Linked DNA regions of Homo sapiens: region 1 is linked to region 2. A link is a loop called in an ENCODE intact Hi-C map of the cell type or tissue named here. Cell type or tissue: endothelial cell of umbilical vein. All regions are shown on one strand.

The links. Hi-C counts contacts between places; a loop is a spot of excess contacts. Peaks named below come from ENCODE experiments on the same cell type or tissue, not always from the same donor. Only the 100,000 strongest peaks of a DNase experiment are listed, where the experiment ranks them.
Region 1: it touches region 2 in a loop (7-fold over the local background); 4 of 110 quality-filtered maps call a loop at or near these places.

The regions. Positions count from the first base shown.
Region 1 is chr1:97,521,132-97,529,131 of GRCh38, reverse strand. All of the region lies in intron 12 of DPYD (dihydropyrimidine dehydrogenase), which reads left to right. Among named protein-coding and RNA genes, the nearest start is that of DPYD-AS2, 270 kb to the left of the region's middle. In endothelial cell of umbilical vein, a CTCF peak has its summit at 3,355; no DNase peak of the experiment used is centred here.
Region 2 is chr1:97,188,681-97,196,680 of GRCh38, reverse strand. It overlaps DPYD (dihydropyrimidine dehydrogenase), which reads left to right. Exons shown (of 23, transcript NM_000110.4): 20 at 3,433-3,612. All of the region lies in intron 1 of DPYD-AS1 (DPYD antisense RNA 1), which reads right to left. Among named protein-coding and RNA genes, the nearest start is that of DPYD-AS1, 97 kb to the right of the region's middle. In endothelial cell of umbilical vein, no CTCF peak of the experiment used is centred here; a DNase peak (open chromatin) is centred at 3,590; H3K27ac peaks cover 1,416 bases.

The DNA.
Region 1 (8,000 bases), 330 kb before region 2:
GAAATAGAAGTATGGAAAAAGAATACATCAGAAAGAGAAAATAGCAAGTGTAAATGTCCAGTTAAAGGCAGAGTTTGGTAGAAGGCACATGTGACTATGATGTGTATATTTATAGAGATTGGCATAAGGTAAGTTTGGATAGGCAGACAGGACCATATCATGAAAGAGCTTGTAGGCTATCATGAAAAGTTGAATATTAACAAAATCCAATGAAAAACTAATGAAAAGTTTAAGCAGGTGCATAACACAATCAAATTTCTGTTTTAAAAACCCTACTCTGGTACAGAGTAAAGAACAGATTTGAGTAGGAGGCAAGGAGAATGCAGAAGTCAGTAAGAAAAAGTCTCAGTAAGAGATAATAGTGGCAAAGAGAATGGAGTCAAAAATAATTAGATTTGCTGTAGAATAGAAATGGGATTTGAGAGAGAAGAAATATCAAAAATAATACAATTAACAGGTTTTAACAAGCTTGATGGATGGTAGTGTCATAAAGTAAATGGGGGAAAACTGGGGAGGAATAGTTATTTTTTGTTGAAGGAGGAGGAGTTTTTGCATGTTACTACATTAAGTTGCTAAAGAGCTGATAATTGGGGGTAGAGGTAGAGTTTAGATGGAGAAAGATGGGACATGGATTTGAATTAATATCATTTAATTTTCAGAGTCCAGATATGCTGACCATTATGCCATGGAGCCAATTAATATTATTTAATTTTCTAGTCTTATTTTATGCTCAGATTACAAGTATAGAAGAATGTGAACACAGTCTTTTAAAGAAATGCGTAAAATGGAATCATTATTTTGTAGAAACTTCTGAAGCCTCAAATCAGAAAAGATTTTATATCAGAAGGAAATTTTATTATGAATAATAATTTCTCAAAATGGAGAATGAAATCTGTTTTTATATTATAATTGTAATCACTGGAGCTAGGCCTTTCCATCATGGAAACAGCTAATCCAAATTAATTTTTACCCTGTAAGATTTTTCCCTCAATAGATATTTCTTCAAAGAGCGAAGGAACTGATCTTGAGTTAATTATTAATGCATTAATCCAGTCTGTGAATTAATCTAGCCACAAGCAGCTATGCAATGTTATTTATTCTTTTCCTTAAAATAATTTCAGAATGGATGTTTCTATAGCAGCTGTACTCCAAGATAGGGCCCGTTGTAGCATATCACAATGAAATATAAACAAAATGACTAAGTGAAAGCTGTTTGATTATTTTGAATTGCATGGAACATAGTGATGGTGATTTCTTCTTCAATCAAATATAACAAACACTACCACTAGTATTGCTTTTAGTAGTGCTTTTCTCTTCCTTTTTTTTTTTTTTTTTTTCCAAATTTCATTCTAGCAAAGCAAATCAGGAGAAAATGCCACTGGGATGTATACTTACCATGTGAGTTACTTTTTCCCAACAACATAATCATTACACATCCAAATGTCTCTGCTATAATTCCATGACCCCACGAGGTATAACAGAGGAAACCAGTGGTAAAGAGTAATAATTTAATAATAAAATAATGGGTTATTATAGTTTGACTGTATTTTTATTTCTATTCTTTAATGGCATTATGATTGTCTTAATGATATTTGAATAGGGTATGGTTTTTATTTTTGATAAGATTTTTCAATGTGTGTGTATATGTACTCTGTGTGTTCAATCAAACCATCATGAATAACTTTTTAGGTTAGTTTCTTGTTTTGAGGACATTAATAATTTAGAAAATTCATGTTTATGTAAGATGGGGGCAGCAGCTGGGCATGGTGGCTCACGCCTGTAATCCCAGCACTTTGGGAGGCCAAGGCAGGCAGATCACGAGGTCAGGAAATCAAGACCATCCTGGCCAACATGGTGAAACCCTGTCTCTACAAAAAATACAAAAATTAGCTGGGCGTGGTGGCAGGCGCCTGTGGTCCCAGCTACTCGAGAGGCTGAGACAGGAAAATGGCGTGAACCCGGGAGGTAGATCTTGCAGTGAGCCGAGATCACGCCACTGCACTCCAGCCTGGGCGACAGAGCAACACACCGTCTCAAAAAAAAAGAAAAAAAAAAAAGGTTGGGGGCAGTTTGATATAATGTAGTTTGTGTAAACTTTCAATTCAGGTCTTGCTCTACCACTTATTAATCTTTGGACAAGCAGTTTACTTTCTTTGGGCCTCACTTTCCTCATCTTCAATAGGAGAATAATGCATACCTTAAAAATCGTGATTAAAAAATACTTATCACTGGATCTGGTATAAATATTACTTGCAAATGGACAACTGTCTTGTTGATTTTAAGAATAAAATAGAAAAACATTTTAACTGTCCTATTTTTACAGTAGACCTTAACATTTGGACAATGTGTTGATGCTTGTCAGAGCTGACACTTTATTAGCAGATGAGAGGTCCACATGAGCACCTTTTAGACTATCTTCCGAACTTAAACGGTCTGTTCTCTTGAACAGACCCCCAGTAGCCACGTAGTTGAATAAAATAGACACCTAACACAATATTGGCCAAGCCTGAATCTCTTACTTGATAATTAGGAACTAGGAAAAGAACTCATGTTACTGGAGAAGTGACCTCATCCTTGAATGCTCTGTGTAATTTCTTGGAGGGATTTTTAAAATATTTTTAAAAATACTATTATTTGAGTCCCCCTCCAAGGGATTCTGATATAATTAGTAGGAAGGTACCTGGCCTGGACATCATAATTTTTAAAACTCTCTACGTGTTTCTGGTAAGTAGAGTAAAAAATTACTGGTCTAGACCTACACAATATTAATCATTCTGGATAAAGAAGTAGAGAAAGCCAATTGGAAGAGGGAGAAGAATAAAGTAGCTGTACATAGAAAGAAAGAGGACAAAGCACGAAAAATCTTCTTACTTTCCTCGAGAATTCCCAGCTCTTCCTGGAGGCCTGGCTGCATTTCTGCATGAGTTTCATGAGATCTTCCTGTAACTCATGATAAGTATCTGAGGCCAATTCATTACTTCCCACCAAAGGAGTTCATTCTAAATTGGAAGTCAGAATTCCAGTAGGGAGAAAAATGCTCTATTTTAGGCAAGACCTTGGCAAAAGTGTGATGTTGGTGAATCTTTGTGTCATTTAATGTGACTGAATTATAGAAACACACACACACACACACACACACACACACACACACACTCTTAATTACCCAGGGCAATTACTTACTCTTCCCACTAGATAGCTCTTGGAGAGACTGGCCTAAAACACACACACACACACACGCGCGCGCGCACACACACACACACGCACACTCTTAATTACCCAGGGCAATTACTTACTCTTCCCACTAGATGCTCTTGGAGAGACTGGCCTAAAACACACACACACTCTCTCTCTCTCTCTCTCTCTCTCTCTCTCTAATTACCCAGGGCAATTACTTACTCTTCCCACTAGATGGCTCTTGGAGAGACTGGCCTAAAATCAGCAATCTTCCAGAGCTTCAATGCCACTCTATGTTAGAATCATAGAATAATGGGCTTTTATAGATTTGGAATAAAGCTAATGATTATTTCATCTAAACTGATTATCACCTTACTGGAAACTAATTTGAAAAAGACACTAAGTACCCAAGGTCACTAGTCTAATACATTCAGTAAATATGTTGAGTATCTCTCTGCCAAGTCTTATGCTAGGTGCTGAAATTAAATCAAGCGGGAGATAGCATATATGTAAGCAAATAAGTACAGAGTACGATTAGGAAGCAGCTTTGCTTGTGGGAAGCTGAGGAGGTTTTTTTTTCTTTCTTTCTTTTCTGTTTTCATCAGCTATACTGCAATATAATTTGTATATAATAACATTTGCCAATTTCCATTATACCATTTGATGAGTTTTGACTGATGTATGGAGTCATGCAACCATCACCACAATCACTCACCATAAATGTTGAGTAGGAATCATCAGCCTACTGTGATTCCTGTGCTGCGAAAGACTGAGACATGAAGCAAAGGGATGAGTTAAGAGGTTATTGTGGTAAATTCAGTGAGAGATAACCATGCTTAGACCAGGAGGTAGTAGTGGAGATGAGAAACGTAATATATTTGGAAAAAGGGACAATAGATTTTTCTGACAGACTGGCTGTAAGGTGTAAAAGAAAAGGCACAAATGATTGTAAGGTTTTTGGCCAAAGGTATTGGAAGGATACAGTTGCCATTCATTGAAATGGGCAAGGCTGTAGAAGAAGCAGGTTTGATGGCAGAAAATTTGCGTCAGGGGTTTTCAGTTTAAAATGCCTAATAAATATTCAAGTGTAATAAGTTTAAAATACAAATCAGAAATATCCAACTGATTGCAACAATCTAATCAGAGGAGAGGTCTGAGTTAGGGATAGAAATTTGGGGGTGTAAATTATATCCTGAATAAACTGTAATGTGTCCATCAAGAAGGATAACATCCTAGGGGTGTTTGATGATGGATACAGACTGTTTTCAAAAAAAGAAAGAAAGAAGAGATGATTAGCACACAATGTCCAGAGGTGAGGCTTCCTGGATGCTCAGTAACTGAAACATCCAGAAATATTCTTGGGTTATATATCGGTAAGTTATCTTGGCCTCAGAACTTTGTGGGAATATATCTTAGACCATGACTAGTTCTGATTTTTGAATAGGCCTTTTCTGAGTTCGTTGTTCTACACTTTACCACAAGCCCCTTGTGGAAAATGTGCCCAGCCAAGACTTCAGAGTTTATGGCGATAATAATCACAAAGTCATGGAATTAGGGCTTGGAAAATATCCTAAAGTTTATCTAGCTCCAACTTCACACCCATGGCATGACTAATAGATAATCTGAGTCATATCCAATGGAAATGAGCTCACATCTCCCAGGACAGACCCTACCCCTAATGGACAACTCTATTTCAAAATTCTTTCTTATGTGAAATACAAACATAACTCGCTGTAGTTAATTTTCTTTTCTGCATCTAAGGGACCCCAATGACTATATTCCTGCAGTTTGTGAGTTTCAACTTGACCATAAGTTTCTTGGGTTTCTCCCCGTTACAGAGCCTGTTACACAGTTTAGGTTTTAAAACTTCAACCCTTGGCCTTCATGACACCTTTGCGGTATCTTCTGTCAAGAGGCTTACTAGACTTTTTTTTTTTAGTTTAAAATAATTATTCATGGTTAAATTGTGATAAAACATACATAATATAAAATTTACCATCTTAGACATCTTTAAGTGTACAGTTCCAGTGGCATTAAGCACATACATCATGTTTCTCCAGAACTTTTTTACCTTGCAAAACTAAAACACTATACGCATTAAATGATAGTTTATCATTTCCCCCTCTGTCTCCCTTTTTTACACATAAGGAGGATTTTTAGTGGAGAGGACAACAGGACTGACTTTTGAAGGCTTAGTTGGAATTTTCAAAGCATTAACACCGGCAGGAAAGAACATTCTAAGCAAAAACAAAAAACGAAAGGCAAAATGCAAAGATGCATTAATGATATTGTTTTATTTGAGAAATTATAACTAGTTCAATAAGTGGAAGCAAAAAATATTTTGAAGGAGGGATAGGAGATGAGATTAGAAAGGGCGGGGAGGGAGAAGGGCCCAGATCACAATTGGGATTATATAATGCTGAGGTTCTGCTTTATTCTGTATGTAGTAAAGAAGCTTGAAGGAACTTGCAGATGACAATGAAATGAAAAAAATTAAGTGTAATGCATATATATTTGGGGCTCCTGATGGTCTATACTTGTCATGGAGTTAATTTTTAGAAATTTTATTGTAAGTGAATAAAACCTTTACTCAGTCTCCCCCCAAAAATTCTAAGGGTGAAGAAAGCAAACTTTAAAAAAATAGTCTTTAAACATCCTTGTTATTTTCAATTTTTCTTATGTCTAGGAAGGACTTCTAAAAAGGAAAGGTTGCTCTTTATCTTTACACTCTAAAACTTGGACATTTAGCTTTTCCTTAATCTCCATTTTTACCATTCTCATCTCAGTTCTTTAGGACTTCAGCTTCTTTTCCTTTTGTAGTTTTCTTTAGTTTTCATTGAGTGTATTTTGAACAATCAAAGAGGTCATGGTGATGTCCAGGTTATAAAATGATTCTTGCTTTACAATGGGAAGGGAGGGAGGGAAATGGCAAAAATTCGAGTTCTCATTTTTAACCTTTTCAACTATGTTAGCGGATTCCTCAATTTCATAGCATATAGGTAAATGAGATATCTGACAAAGGATAACTAGAATACTAAAAGCATTTTGTATTAAAAATAATTATTAAAGATAAAAATGTTTAGCCTAGAGAAAAAAAGGAGATGTAGGAAGTATATGTTAGTTCTGCAAAATATACTTGAGGAATGCCATGTGAAAAGGTGATTTTATTTATATCTCTACAGAGGAAAGAATTGCCTTCAAGAATAAGTATTTTATATAGATGGATTTTTTTTTTTTTTTGAGACAGAGTCTCACTTGTTGCCCAGGCTGGAGAGCAGTGGCGTGATCTTGGCACAATGCAAGATCCACCTTCCGGGTTCACGCCATTCTCCTGCCTCAGCCTCCCAAGTAGCTGGGACTACAGGTGCCCGCCACTATGCCCAGCTAATTTTTTGTATTTTTAGTAGAGACGGGGTTTCACCATAGCCAGGATGGTCTCGATCTACTGACCTCATGATCCACGCACCTCAGCCTCCCAAAGTGCTGGGATTACAGGTGTGAGCCACCACGCCCGACATACATGCATATTTTTAATTGCAATGGAGATAATAATTTGGTTAAGATATGTTTGGTCACTGTCCTCAAGGAGCTTGTTTTTGAAGAGAAAATTAACATGTACAGCCGACTATGATGACAGCTGAGTAGCAGCATATTTTAAACTGTGGAATAGCCACATAAATATCTTCTTTTGAGAAGTGTCTGTTCATACCCTTCATCTACTTTTTGATGGGGTTGTTTGTTTGTTTTCTTGTAAGTTTGTTTAAGTTCTTTGTAGATTCTGGATATTAGCCCTTTGTCAGATGGATAGACTACAGAAATCTTCTCCTGTTCTGTAGGTTGCCTGTTCACTCTGATGATAGTTTCTTTTGATGTGCAGAAGCTCTTTAGTTTAGTTAGATCCCATTTGTCAATTTTGGCTTTTGTTGCCATTGCTCTTGGTGTTTTAGTCATGAAGTCTGCCCATGCCTATGTCCTGAGGTATTTGACTAGGTTTTCTTCTAGGGTTTTTATGGTTTTAGGTCTTACATTTAAGTCTTTAATCCATCTTGAGTTATTTTTTGTATAAGGTGTAAGGAAGGGGTCCAGTTTCAGTTTTCGGCATATGGCTAGCCAGTTTTACCAACACCATTTATTAAATAGGGAATCCTTTCCCCATTTCTTGTTTTTGTCAGGTTTGTCAAAGATCAGATATTTGTAGATGTGTGATATTATTTCTGAGGGTTCTGTTCTGTTCCATTGGTCTATGTCTCTGTTTTGGTACCAGTACCATGCTGTTTTGGTTACTGTAGCCTTGTAGTATAGTTTGAAGTTAGATAGAGTGATGCCTCCAGCTTTGTTCTTTTTGCTTAGGATTGTGTTGGTTATACAGGCTCTTTTTTGGTTCCATATGAAATTTAAAGTACTTTTTTCTAATTCTCTGAAGAAAGTCACTGGTAGCTTGATTGGGATAGCATTGAATCTGTAAATTACTTTAGGCAGTATGGCCATTTTCATGATATTGATTCTTCCTATCCGTGGAAATGTTTTTCCATTTGTTTGTGTCCTCTCTTATTTCCTTGAGCAGTGGTTTGTAGTTCTCCTTGAAGAAGTCCTTCACATTCCTTGTAAGTTGTATTTCTTGGTATTTTATTCTCTTTGTAGCAATTGTGAATAGGAGTTCACTCATGACTTGGCTCTCTGTTTGAAGACATTTGTGCAGCCAACAAACATGTGAAAAAAAGGTCATCATCACTGGTCATTAGAGAAATGCAAATCAAAACCACAATGAGATACCATCTCACGCCAGTTAGCATGGCGATAACTTAAAAGTCAGGAAACAACACATG
Region 2 (8,000 bases):
GGGGCTGAAAATTAAACCTATCTTTTAGGGTTATCTTGAGGACTAAAGAAGATAATATATTTAAAAGTGCTAACAAAGTGCCTGGCCCCTAAGAAGAGCCCGCATCATGTTAGATATTGCATTGTTTTATTCTCATCGCATAATCATTCAGCCAATTTTGACAGAAATCTCATACACAGAAATCAGTCTGTCCTATTCTGAAATGTAAAATAACTGTATCTCCTTAAAACATAATTATTTTCATTCTTTAAAAAAATAAAATGCAGGCCAAGCATGGTGGTCCATGCCTGTAATCCCAGCATTTGTGGGAGGCCAGGTGGGCGGATTGCTTGAGCTCAGGAGTTTGAGCAATATGGCAAAACCTCATCTCTATAAGAATAAATAAAAAAATAAATAAATAAATACCAAAAACAATTACCCAAGCATGGTGGTGTGTGCCTGTAGTCCTAGCTACTTGGGAAGCTGAGGTGAGAGGATTGCTTGAGCTCAGGAGGTTGAGGCTACACTGAGCTATGATTGTGCCACTGCACTCCAGCCTGGGTGACAGAGCAAGACTCTGTCTCAAAAATAAAAGTAAAAAGCAAAATGCAAAACCCTATAACCTATAACCCCAGCTCGCCTCTTCCTCTTACAGGAGCCAAACTTCTTAGAAATGTGACCTGGCTGCATATCTTTAGTTCATCATCCCTCATCCATTCCTCAACCTACCAAAAAAACCGGCATCTACTCCATTGCAGATCTCTCCTATAAAGGCAAATGTTATCCGGTATATTGCCGAGTGTTACATCCAGTCATCGCTTCCAGCTCTGATATTCCTGACCTTTCTGCAGCGCCTGACTTAACTCTCTTGGATCTCTTCTGCTCGGTGTCCCTCACGATCATCTTCCTTAGCCTTCCTTTTAAGTGCTAGCATTCCCAGAATTTCACACCTGGCATTTTTTTAGGTACACATCATGGAATCACTACCACTGCTTGCTGAGAACTCCTAGGCATATATATATATATATATATATATATATATATATATATATATATATATATATATACACATACATATACACATACATATATATACACACACACACATATATATATATATATATATATATATGAGAGTTCTGTCTCTCTCTCTCTCTCTCTCTCTCTCTCTCTCTCTCTCTCCTTATCCCATTCCCCATTCTGGAACCTCCTAGTATGTTTTCAATAAATTCTCTCAACCAACCTAGCAACAATGAGGTATCAGGTAGCATGCTAGGCACGAGGCTTACAATAAAATGTATTTAATCAAAGACCCAAAAGGCTTTAAGAGTCTTTGAAATAGAATCTTATTATTCTGTTTTCAGGCATTTCCTTCATTTTCTTTTTCATTCATGCATGACATGATTTTTCTTTGTTGGCTGCCATTGCCAGACACCCTGATATACTAGGTATTCAACATCTGGGAAAACAGGATAGAAATGAGTTTTTCTTTGCTCAGTTTTGTTTTAATGGTTGTTTCATTGTTTGAAGTTGAAATATAAATTGGGAAGTATGTTGAATTCATGTTGTAAATTTTGAATTTGATGTAATGTTGGGCCATGTTGGTGAAGAGGTTCTACAGGAAGTTGTAAATGACTCTCTGGAGTCTACATGTGATATCAAAATTGGAGGGATATCTTTGGAAATAAGCAACCTAGAAGCAGTATCTAAATCCACATTCTTCAAGCTTTAACTCAAATCCCAGCCACACTCACAGAATCCCCAGGGTTTTTTTAGTGGAAGAACTTTAATTTCTCTGATTCAAACTTCCTTAACTCCAGAATTTTTTATTTTAGTTCTCTTTTCTTTTTAATCTTTTGTAATAGTCCATTCTCATGCTGCTAATAAAGATATACCTGAGGCCGGGCACAGTGGGTCACGCCTGTAATCCCAGCACTTTGGGAGGCTGAGGCGGGTGGATCACAAAGTCAAGAGATTGAGGCCATCCTAGCCAGCATGGTGAAACCCCGTTCCTACTAAAAATACAAAAATTAGCTGGACATGGTGGTGTGTCCCTGTAGTCCCAGCTACTCGAGAGGCAGAGGCAGGAGAATTGCTTGAACCCGGGAGGTGGAGGTCACAGTGAGCCGAGATCGCGCTGCTGCACTCCAGCCTGGTGACAGGGTGAGACTCCAAAAATAAATAAATAAATAAATAAATAAAAAGATATACCTGAGACTGGGTAATTTATAAAGGAAAGAGGTTTGATTGACTCACAGTTCAACATTTCTGGGGGAGGCCTCGGGAAACTTACAATCATGGCAGAAGGGGAAGCAGGCATATCCTTCATCACATGGTGGTAGGAAGGAGAAGTGCAAAGGAAAAGGGGAAAAGCCCCTTATAAAACCATCAGATTGTGTGAGAGCTCACTCATCATCACGAGAACAGCATGGAGATAACCATCCCCATGATTCAGTTACCCCCACCAGGTCCCTCCTACTGCACGTGGGGATTATGGGAACTACAATTCAAGATGAGATTTGTGTGGGGACACAGCCAAACCATATCATCATTATTCATTCATCTTATATTTGTGGAGAGCAGACTAACAGACAAACAGTGTCCTAGTCACTGCAGATAATATAGTGACCAAAATAAATGCAGTTCTTCCCTTCTGAAACTTTGGTCTAATTGGGAAGTGAGTTGTCAACTAAATAATAATGCAATAATTAGAAGTTAAAAATGTCTGATTAAAAGAAGGCCATAACCTATTCTGGGCTCCTGGAAGCCTCCTTGAAGAAGGGACATTTACCATGAGCCTGAGGAATGGTTGGTAGTTAGCCATGTGTGGAAAAGAAAGGCCTTCTAGCCAGTGAGAAGGTCTTGTGAAAAGATCCTAAGGCAAAGAAAGACTATGGCATTTTTTTTGAGGAAGAAAGGAAAGACCTGGGTAACTGGATCATAGTTGACAACAAGGAGAACAATAGCAGATGAGGAGGGAGACAGAGGCAGGGGTAAGTGATGGTTGAGTTAACGTAATAAACAGCACTCCAACCTCAGTTTGACCACTTTCAGACGTGAGAACTGCCTGCAGGCAGCACATCCCAATAGAGTGACAATGAGAATTTAAATGTCCTTTATTATGTTGTGCCAAATTCGACTCCTTAAGCCTGACATATAATAAACTGTAGCTATTTAAACTATACAACTTAATAAGTTTTGGAACATGTATATACCTGTGACACCATTACCATTGCAAGTTTATGAAAAATGTTCATTGTCCCTGGAAATTTCCTTGTGTTCTTTGCAGTCCATTCCTCCCCACCACCCCCATCTCCAGACGGCTACTGATCCATCATGCCTCAAACAGTGCCTGGCACATAAAATAAATATTTGTTGACTCAAAGAAAAGTGAATTTGTTTGGAGAATTATCTCTTGGTTTGACACTTGGTTGACTGCTCTGTCTTTTCTAGGTATGCAGTGCCATTCAGAATCAGGATTTCACTGTGATCGAAGACTACTGCACTGGCCTCAAAGCCCTGCTTTATCTGAAAAGCATTGAAGAACTACAAGACTGGGATGGACAGAGTCCAGCTACTGTGAGTCACCAGAAAGGGAAACCAGTTCCACGTATAGCTGAACTCATGGACAAGGTATGTGCTTAAATCTCCTGTGTTATTCTTGAGAACTCAGCCTTGGTTTCTATTTCAGATCTTATTTACCATCTCACATTCTCACTAACAAAGGAAACACAGTGCCTCCTGGATGTGATTTCTTCAGTGGACTCTTTCTGAAGGAGACTTGATTACAGCCATATGATGGGTCTGTGAGTTACCTTTTTATAAACCAATACAACACAAGATTATATAAAAGGAAAAGACCGATGTTTGCAGTGTAAAGTGCCTCCAAATTCTTGCTTACTGTGGTGATGACTGGCATTCTTCCCAGTGGGAGTCTGGAGATTTCTTTATGCTTTCTGGAAATTATAACATTACCTTTCTATTTTCAAGACAATCAAATCACTGTAGTCTTGAATAATATAAGGAAGTTTTTAAAATTAAAATCTAATCAGTATCTTTTGTAACTGCTTCTGCTGTGTGGTTAAACCCGGTCTCAAACGGTTATGGTCCCAGCTTTCTCACTAACTGCTATTTTCCAAGAAATATACACTACATTTACGTTTTCTATAATACAGTGATTTTAGCAACACTGCTAAAACAACATTCAGCATTTTGCCTTTGTATTTCCTTTGTATTATTCTAAATAGATAACCATTGTCAGAAGACATTTCTTGAGCCCTCAATGAGGGGAGGAAAAAATTATAATTCTTAGTCTTTTCAGCTTGTCACTACATCAATAATTAACTTTAAAAAAAAGAGAGGCAGTATAAAAAGATTCTTTAAGGAAGCATTTAATAATTCAAATGAATCTTAACTTGAAGCAGGTCACATGAAAAAGAATGGAAAACAAAAGCCCTGGGTACTCTGCCTTGGATGACTGGGTTAGGGACTCAGAAAGAATAAGAGAAACATCATATAATTGACTTATATTTGGCTAGTTTTAGTAGAAAATATCACTGTCCCTCTCCTAATAGATAGCCAAAAAAAACCCTTCTTCAAGAGTAATGTGTATGGTTGCAAGTCCAGTAATGAAAAAAGAAAAGGAGGAAAGAAATAAAATCTTACAATGTGGGTTCCAGGAAAATGTCATGATGAATGACTCCATGAGTGGCAATCAAACAGAAAGACTGTGACATTAATATTTATAATATTGTAATTAGCAAGATAATGCCTAAGCAGCATTATTAGTGTAACTAATCATATTATCATAAACTGACTCTGCAGTATTTAGACAGTGAGTGTTCTTGCCTTTATCAATGACTATCAATATCCTAAGGTTGCTTATAACTAAAAAAAATTCACAAATGACTTTACAATCATTCGATGTAAATATCTCAAGGAAATTGTCTCTGACATGATAGTTTATGACCATCTATAAAATCATTGTCTCAAATTTGGGTGGTTGCCATGTGAGCGGAAATGGAAGTAGCTGCATTGCACTGTCATGTTTTGTCTTTAAAGGATTTTCACACTCGTTTCAAAACTTACATATTCAAATAAAAGATGGGTAATGATGAAGACAACTTGTGTCAATGACATAAATGGAAACTGATTTGGTAATAGTTTGAATCAAGATTCAGACTTTATTTTGTTAAGCTCAGCTTTCATCAAAATCGTAAGTGTAATTTTCAGCATTATCATTCGTTTAAAAAAAGGAAGATTTTTCTATGTGATTATATTAGTGATTCATTTCTCAACACTAACTTGAGGAATAAGCAGATGGTCTGGTAATAGATTTGTGCTTCTGGATTCTCCTGTGCAGGCTGACATGACTAAAACAATAGGTGATTATCCCTTTAGATTTATATCCCCAGTAGTGAATCAAAGTACTCTGGATCTAGGGTACAGGTGATTTCCTAATCGTTCTTTTTTTTGGTCCTATAATTTTTTTATTTTTCTTTTTATTATGTTTATATTTTTTATTATACTTTAAGTTCTAGGGTACATGTGCATCATTCTCAGCAAACTAATCATTCTTTCTTAATGTTGCTGCTGCTTTTGTGTGTGTGTGTGTTTGTATGTACGTGTGTATGTGTGTGTATGTGTGTGTGTGTCTTTGCATATAACTCACATTGTCCTATCATTAGCCAAAGAATAGTATGCTGGTCCTCACAGTGTCCGCATACTATAGGAAGATGAGAGAAAATGTAGACCCTTTGTAGAAAGACACTCTAGAAGTATCTGGCTTCTTTACACAGGAAAATTTTGTTTGGAAAGTACAATGGCTACTCTGATATTCACTCATAGGTCAGGCTAGAATAAACCAGAATAGATATTTAGAAGAAACCCATTACAGTGCAGTGTTTGACAATGGAGAGAAAATGAGACTTGGGCTATGGAAACAAGGATTTGGCCAAGTATGTCATGTTATCTTTCAAGTAATTAGCATATTAATATACTTTCCTTATGCTTACCTTACTTATTAACTGATCAAACTGCCTAACCAGCATTTCTTCAGGTGGCTGTTGAAGGGCAGGTAGTTGGGTGTTAGTACACTTACTGTGCAAGCCATTAAAATCTGTGCCTGCAAGAAGAGCAAATTCCTGAGAAGAACAGTCATCAGCTTTGGCACAACACAGAGCTGTTGATGTCAAACTCTTGGTGCTTAAAAACCATGCAGCATGCTTGTGAGAAATGTAGGTTCCCAGGCCCCACTAGCATTGATCCTGAGTCAGTGGGTAAGAGGTGTGTTGAGAATCTGCATTTTAACATCATAATTCTCATGGAGGGATCCAAAAATCTGCATTGCCAAAAGGGACAAAAAAGAGAATAGCAATAGAACAGTGAGAGATTGAGAAGTCAGCAATGAGCAGAACACAAGCTTCTCTTGATGGAGAAAGTAAACAATAAATAATTTTGAGCTGAAAAAGAAGTGAAATAAAAGAGGCAGGAGAGGAATGCCAGAGAAGCATCACATTAGGTTCCAAATGGCCAGAGGTTGGAAATACCCAATGAAGAAACTGCATGTAGGACAGCAGTTATTAGCAAATAGTAAGACTGCTGGATTTATGTGAAGCTTCCTTGTTAGCTAGACAACTTGGGCAAGTTACTTAATCTCTGTAAACCTTTTTATAAAACTGTACAATGAAAATAATTACAATACAGTTCCATAATCCCTCATTAACAATTCTGAAATCCAAAACATACTGAAACCAAATGGTTTTACATAATTCATTCAGCAGAAAACCTGGCCTGAACTGATGTGAGACTTGCTATAATCTTTATTCCTCTCAGAGAACATCAGATTAACGTGTTTGATTCCAGGTTGCTACCCCACACCTTGCTGGGGCTGGAGAGGGAGTGTTTATTAAAATTAGGTGTATGTACCATTTTACATTTCTAAAATCCAAAAGATATTTCTAAATCCATACATCTGGCTCCAAAGGTTTTAACTATGGGCTTGTGAAGATTACCAAAATGAAAATATAATTGCAAATATAACTTCATCCAGAAATTCATCTATAGAGTTGGAGGCAATGTATATATTTTAGTGATTTCAGAAAAGAAAACATTACTATTTGGCACTTTTAATTATGGGAAATAAGAGTTATGTTGACATTCTTCGTTAAGAAACATGAAAGAAATTGGACAGTCCGATATTTGAACAACAAATTTTGCAACTGGAAAAGCATGAAAGAAAATGTCTTCACTTTTTGGTGCTTGGGATGAGAACAGGACTCCTAAATACCAGTCATGAAAGAAAAACAGTAGAGGCCAAAAACTAATGATCACTTGGGATCTGCATGCATTTCCACATGCTGTTCCCGACATCTGGAATGGCCTTCCAGTTCTCAAGCATCACTTTTTGAGCTATTCCCTGACCTTTGCTATAGAATTAATGTCTCCTTCCTTTTTGAACCTTGGCTGTAACCAGTATCACATCGCAGTTGTATTTTTGTAAGTCTGCTTCCTTTACTAGAAAATAACCTCACTTTTCTTACCCATCTTTGTATCTAAGTTCTCTAGACATGCACTGAACATGGTAATGCCTTAATAAATGTTGACTGAAGAAGTGAACTGATGACTAAATGAATGTTGAAAGAAAAAAGCTTATTGGTAACATTAAGAATTAGTAATCACTTGACTTACCAAGCCATTACTTTTTCCATTACATCAGAAAAGAAAAGAATATGTAAAGAAATAACCTTTGAACTTAAAGTTCCTTTTTATGTGTGAATTGAGTTTGGTAAAAATAACATGGAAAAAGCCAGAATAGAAGGAGTGAGATAGACAGGTGAGCAACCTTTATGCCTTCTTGACTTGGCAAAATATGCCTAGATTATAAGCTTCTTGACGGCCTAGAACACAGACTGTGTGCCAGTGCCTAATGCAATGTCTACCATGTAGGAGTAATGGCATGGTAGCTGAATTGAACATACTGATCAATCATTAATATATTTTTAGAATCTATCTTAAATGTC